Regions from separate parts of the Homo sapiens genome. Here region 2 is linked to region 1. A link is an interaction called in ENCODE POLR2A ChIA-PET data of the cell type or tissue named here. Cell type or tissue: GM12878. All regions are shown on one strand. Each heading gives the region's core, and the rest is flanking DNA. Links, peaks and the distances in the headings are about the cores only. Region 1 overlaps MAP4K1 (mitogen-activated protein kinase kinase kinase kinase 1). Region 2 overlaps RYR1 (ryanodine receptor 1).

Region 1 (2,807 bases), core at 165-2,664:
CCAGCATTTTGGGAGGCCAAGGCAAGTGGATCACTTGAGGTCAGGAGTTCAAGACCAGCCTGGTCAACATAGTGAAACCCCGTCTCTACCAAAACATACAAAAATTAGCCAGGCATGGTGGCGTGCACCTGTAATCCCACACTTGGGAGGTTGAGGTGGTAGAATCACTTGAACCCTGGAGGCAGAGGTTGCAGTGAGCTGAGATCTTGCCACTGCACTCCAGCCTGGGCAACAAGAGTGGGACTCCATCTCAAAAATAAATAAATAAATAAAAATAAAAATAAATAAATAGGCTGGGTGCAGTGGTTCACGCCTGTAATCCCAGCACCTCCGGAAGCCAAGATGGGCAGATAACCTGAGGTCAGGAGTTCGAGACTACCCTGGCCAACATGTTGAAACCCCGTCTCTACTAAAAATACAAAAATTAGCCGGGCGTGGTGGTGCACACCTGCAGCCTCAGCTACTCGGGAGGCTGAGGCAGGAAAATAGCTTGAACCCAGGAGATGGAGGTTGCAGTGAGCCAAGATTGTGCCACTGCACTCCAGCCTGGGCAACAGAGCAAGACTCTGTCTTAAAAAATAAAAAATAAAATAAAATAAAATATTAAATTAAATTTAAAAAATAGAGCTGCAGCACGTGCAAAGGTAGGCTCAAGTGGTGATCCCTGAATTGGAGGTTCCTGGGATGGAAGGCGGAAGCTGAGGGTGGGCTTTGGGCCAGGGCTAGACAGGATCTCTGGGCCTGGGGACCCCACGCCTGCCTACCTGAGAGGGTGCACATCAAAGAGCGGTGGCTGTAGCTCGGCCAGTTCGATGGCCGTGATGCCCAGGGACCAGATGTCACACAGCTCATTGTATCCTCCCTTCAGGGCCACAGCTGCCACTTCCGGAGCCATCCTGGGGGCAGACACGCTCAGAGAGCCAGAGGTGGCATGGGGACAGGAAGGGAAGGAGGGGCAGAGAAGGAGAAGGAGTTGAGGGGAGACGCAGCACACAGAGAGTCAGATGGAGAGACAGAGGGACAGGAGTAAAGACAGACACAGGCAGATGAAGACAGAGATGCAGACGGGGCGCGATGGCTCACGCCTGTAATCCCAGCACTTTGGGAGGCTGAGCAAGGAGAATGGCTTAGGCCCAGGAGTTTGAGACCAGCCTGGGCAACTTATCAAGACCCTATCTCGGCTGGGCACGGTGGCTTTTGCCTGTAATTCCAGCACTTTGGGAGGTCAAGGCGGACAGATCACCTGAGGTGAGGAGTTCGAGACCAGCCTGACCAACATGGTGAAAGCCCGTCTCTACTAAAAGTACAAAAATTAGCCGGGCGTGGTGGCAGGCGTCTGTAATCCCAGCTACTTGGTGGCTGAGGCAGGAGAATTGCTTGAACCTGGGAGGTGAAGGTTGCAGTGAGCTGAGACCATGCCACTGCACTCCAGCCTGGGCAACAGAGCAAAACTCCGTCTCAAGAAAAAAAAAAAGAACGAAAAAGAAAAAAAAAAAAAAACAACACCATCTCTACACAAATTTTAAAAATTAGCCAGGTGTCATGGTGCACACCTGTGGTCCCAGCTACTTGGGAGGCTGAGGTGGGAGGATCTCCTGAGCCCAGGAGTTCTAGGCTGCAGTGAGCCGTGACTATGCCACTGCAATCCAGCCTGGGCCACAGAGTGAGACCCTGTCTCTAAAAACAAAACAAAATGAAAAGACAGAGAGGCAGAGACAGAGAGTGAGAGAGACAGAAACAAAGAGACAGAGAGCACTGCAAACTGAGCTAGAGGAAAAAGACAGAAATGGATATGGAGGGACAGAGAAATCAAGATAAAAATCAACACAAACACCGAGAGCAATGGCCAGAAAAGGGCACAAAGAGAGAGGAAAATGGAAAACTCAAGCGACACCCAGAGAGAATGAAAGAATCTTCCAAGGAGAAAGGACGAGGCAGGGGAACGGAGCCAGGAAAGAGGATCCCGGGGAACCAGGGTAGGAAAAACCACTGACCCCCACTCCACCCCTAGCTGCCCGCTGGGCGCCACTCACCAGTAGGGTGTCCCAATGAAAGAGAGGCGTCTGGCCAGTGTAGCCCCAATCTGGGCCGAGATGCCAAAGTCAGCTGGAAGCAGAGGGAGACATAGTGATCTGGGGTCCACTGCGCTTCCGGCCCCCCAGTCAGCCCCCCTGCTCAACCCCCAGCCTTACTCACCCAATCTGACCTCCCCAGCATCATTGATGAGGATGTTAGCTCCCTGGGAATGAGAGGGGATATGGGAGGCTGCAGAGACTCTCCCCAGCCCAGTGCTAGCCCACTCCGCCAGCTCAAACTACCCTGATCCCTGAGCCCCTGAAATGCCACTCCCATCTCCTGGGCCCCACCCCCCAACAGCACCCCTACACCCCCAGACCACCTTGATGTCCCTGTGTATCTTCTTCTGTGAGTGCAAATAGGCCAGTCCCTGGGGAGAAGGGTGGACAAGGGGACAGTGAGTGTTTGGGGGCTGGAGTGGGGCCACCCTCCCCTCCCATCCCCAGAATCCCCAGGCCTCTCCTTACCTGGAGCACTTCCCGGCAGACATAGCTAATCTGGAGCTCTGACAGGGAGCCTGTCACTGCAAAGGTCACCCCGGCCAGGCCAGGCATTGGATGGGAGCCAGGGAACCTGGGCTGGGGAGTCCTGCCCCCCCACACCAGCTAAGAGGGTGCCATAGGGAGAGGGGAAATAGGATAGGACCAGTGGGAGGGGGAGATGGTGGGGTGGTCAGTGACAGAAAGAGGCAGCAATGCAAATAAAAGAGGCCAATAGGCCTGGCGCAGTGG
Region 2 (2,807 bases), core at 195-2,694, 62 kb before region 1:
CTGTCTTTATCTTTCCTGACATGTTTGAAGAACGCAGGCAAACTGTTTTGTAAAATGTCGTTCAGTGTGGGTTTGTCTGAGTTTTCATCATTATCAGACTAGGGTTATGCATCTTTTGCAGGAATATCAGAGAAGTGATGTGTCCTCAGTGTAATGTATTAGGAGGCACATGTGGTTTCATCCCATTACTGTTTATTTTCTTATTTATTTGTTTTTAGAGTCAGAGTCTTGCTCTATTGCCCCGGCTGGAGTGCAGTCAAACAATCCTAGCTCACTGCATCCTTGACCCCCTGGGCTCAGGCGATCCTCCTGCCTCAGCCACCCAAAGTGCTGGGATTACAGGTGTGAGTCACTGCACCTGGCCAATGTCTCTTCCCATTACTGTTGTTAACTTGGATGGCTTGGTTAACTCGGTGTTCACCAGGGGCTCCACAATGAAGTTACTGTTATTCCCTTTGGAATCAATAAGTGTCTCATGAGGATATACTTTGAGGCTATGTAAATATTCTGCTAACTCTGGGGTCATCATCCATTGATGATTCTTGCCTGAAACAATTATTCCTCTAGTAGCTGACAAATGGTGGTTTTCTCATTTCGCCGTATGCTTTACCATCACTAGGCACCATTTTACTGTAAGAAAGAGTGTTTCCTTCTTGTCCATTTCATTTCATTTTCTCATTCATCCATTCATTTATATCAGTGTGGATTCACGGCTTTTTTTTTTTTTTTTTTTTTTTTTTTTTTTTTTTTTTTGAGACGGAGTTTTGCTCTTGTTGCCCAGGCTGGAGTGCAATGGTATGATCTTGGCTCACTGCAACCTCCGCCTCCTGGGTTCAGTGATTCTTCTGCCTCAGCCTCCCAAGTCGCTGGGATTACAGGTATGCACCACCATGCCTGGCTAATTTTGTATTTTTAGTAGAGACGGGGGTTTCACCATGTTGGTCAGGCTGGTCTCGAACTCCCGACCTCAAGTGATGGTCAGGCTGGTTTCAAATTCCCAACCTCAAGTGATCCGCCCGCCTCAGCCTCCCAGAGTGCTGGGATTACAGGTGTGAGCCACTGCACCTGGCCCATGGCTTCTTAGTCTATGGGTTGCAGCTGTGACTGGCCATCTGCACTTAGGTAAGCTCAGGGTTCCCTGAGTTAAAATCAAAGTGCCCCATGCCTTCCAGTTGTCCCCCAAGAGCCTCACTGTGTCTCTCTGCTTCTCAGCCACGCCTTGCAAGAGTCATCTGCCCTTGATCATCTGTTCTCACCTCCCACTCCTTCCCTGATTCGGGGCTTGCCGGCTTCCGTCCCTGTCAGGCTCCTGAAACTCCTCTGACCAAGATCATCAGTGACCTCTTTACCTCTGACTGTCCCCTCTGACTTGTCATCTTGGCAGCCTTTGTCACAGCTGGCCTTTTCGTTTCCCTCCCCAACCCTGAGGGGCAATGCCTGCTTCCCTGAACCTGAGCCTCACATCCTTCGGACCCTGCCTCCCAGCTGATCCCTCCTAGCCTCTTACCCTTCACTGTGCCTGAGCCCTCCACCTTCATGAAGAGCTCATAGTTACCATATTCTCACTCTGTGCCCTGCGTATAAATGAATTTGCTCATTTAGTCCTTACAGCAACCCTACATGGTAAAACATTTTTGTTTTGTTTTGCTTCTTTGAGACAGGGTCTTGCTTTATCAGTCAGTCTGGAGTGCAGTGGCGTGATCACAACTCACTGTAGCCTCCACCTCCCAGGCTCAGGTGATCCTCCTACCTTAGCCTCCCAAGTAACTGGGACTCCAGGTGTGTGCCACCACACCCGGCTACTTTTATTTATTTATTTATTTTAGAGACGGGGTTTGACATGTTGCCCTAGCTGGTCTTGAACTCCAGGACTGAAGCAATCAGCCCACCTCAGGCTCCCAAAGTGCTGGGATTACCAGCATAAGCTACCATGCCCAGCAGGACTGCTTTTTTTTTTTTGAGATGGAGGAGTCTCACTCTGTCACCAGGCTGGAGTGCAGTGATGTGATCTCGGCTCACTGCAAACTCCGCTTCCTGGGTTCAAGCGATTCTTCTGCCTTAGCTTCCCGAGTAGCTGGACTACAGGCATGCGCCACCACACCCAGCTAATTTTTGTATTTTTAGTAGAGACGGGCTTCACCATGTTGGCCAAGGTGGTCTCGATCTCCTGACCTCATGATCCACCTGCCTCGGCCTCCCAAAGTGCTGGGATTACAGGCGTGAGCCACCGCGCCTGGCCAGGATTGCTTTTTATTCCCATTTTATGGATGTGGAAACTGAGGCACAGGGAGATTAAACGGACATGCTTAAGGTCACCCATCTTAATAAGTGACAAGGTTAGGGTTAGACCTCAGGCGGTCTGGCCTCAGAGTACACTGCCTTCAGATTCATCTGTTAATCTGGTCTAATCGATAGTCAGTGAGCACTTCCTGGGGGCTGGGCCCTGGCTGGGGGTCTCAGCCCTACTCTCGAGCCTGGCAGGTTTAGGGAGAGAGTCTGGGGTGGCTACAAGAGAAGCAAAAAGCATTTGCAGGAGCTAAAGTACACATGATTCACAATTGAAAATGAGTAATGATCTCTCCTGACTGGGGCTGCACAGATCACAGGGTTTAATGTCACCTACCTGACATTTTACAGCTCAACATCTGTTACACAAAGTTATAATCTGCAACTGGGAAAAGTGTATTCATTTTATTTTTTGAATATATAATTACTCACGATTTTAAAAATCAAAATATAGGCTGGGCACAGTGGCTCACGCCTGTAATCTCAACACTTTGGGAGGCCAAGGCAGGCAGATCACTTGA

Evidence for each region. Peaks named below come from ENCODE experiments on the same cell type or tissue, not always from the same donor. Only the 100,000 strongest peaks of a DNase experiment are listed, where the experiment ranks them.
Region 2: POLR2A ChIA-PET joins it to region 1 with 7 read pairs; 19 of 35 experiments call an interaction of 5 or more read pairs at or near these places.

Annotation. Positions count from the first base shown.
Region 1 is chr19:38,611,847-38,614,653 of GRCh38, forward strand. It overlaps MAP4K1 (mitogen-activated protein kinase kinase kinase kinase 1), which reads right to left. Exons shown (of 31, transcript NM_001042600.3): 5 at 2,544-2,599; 6 at 2,399-2,446; 7 at 2,197-2,239; 8 at 2,034-2,106; 9 at 765-896. Among named protein-coding and RNA genes, the nearest start is that of MAP4K1, 4.7 kb to the right of the region's middle. RefSeq lists an enhancer at 853-1,353. In GM12878, for the core only: no CTCF peak of the experiment used is centred there; no DNase peak of the experiment used is centred there.
Region 2 is chr19:38,550,312-38,553,118 of GRCh38, forward strand. The region is part of intron 89 of RYR1 (ryanodine receptor 1); the gene reads left to right. Among named protein-coding and RNA genes, the nearest start is that of MAP4K1-AS1, 45 kb to the right of the region's middle. In GM12878, for the core only: no CTCF peak of the experiment used is centred there; a DNase peak (open chromatin) is centred at 1,300.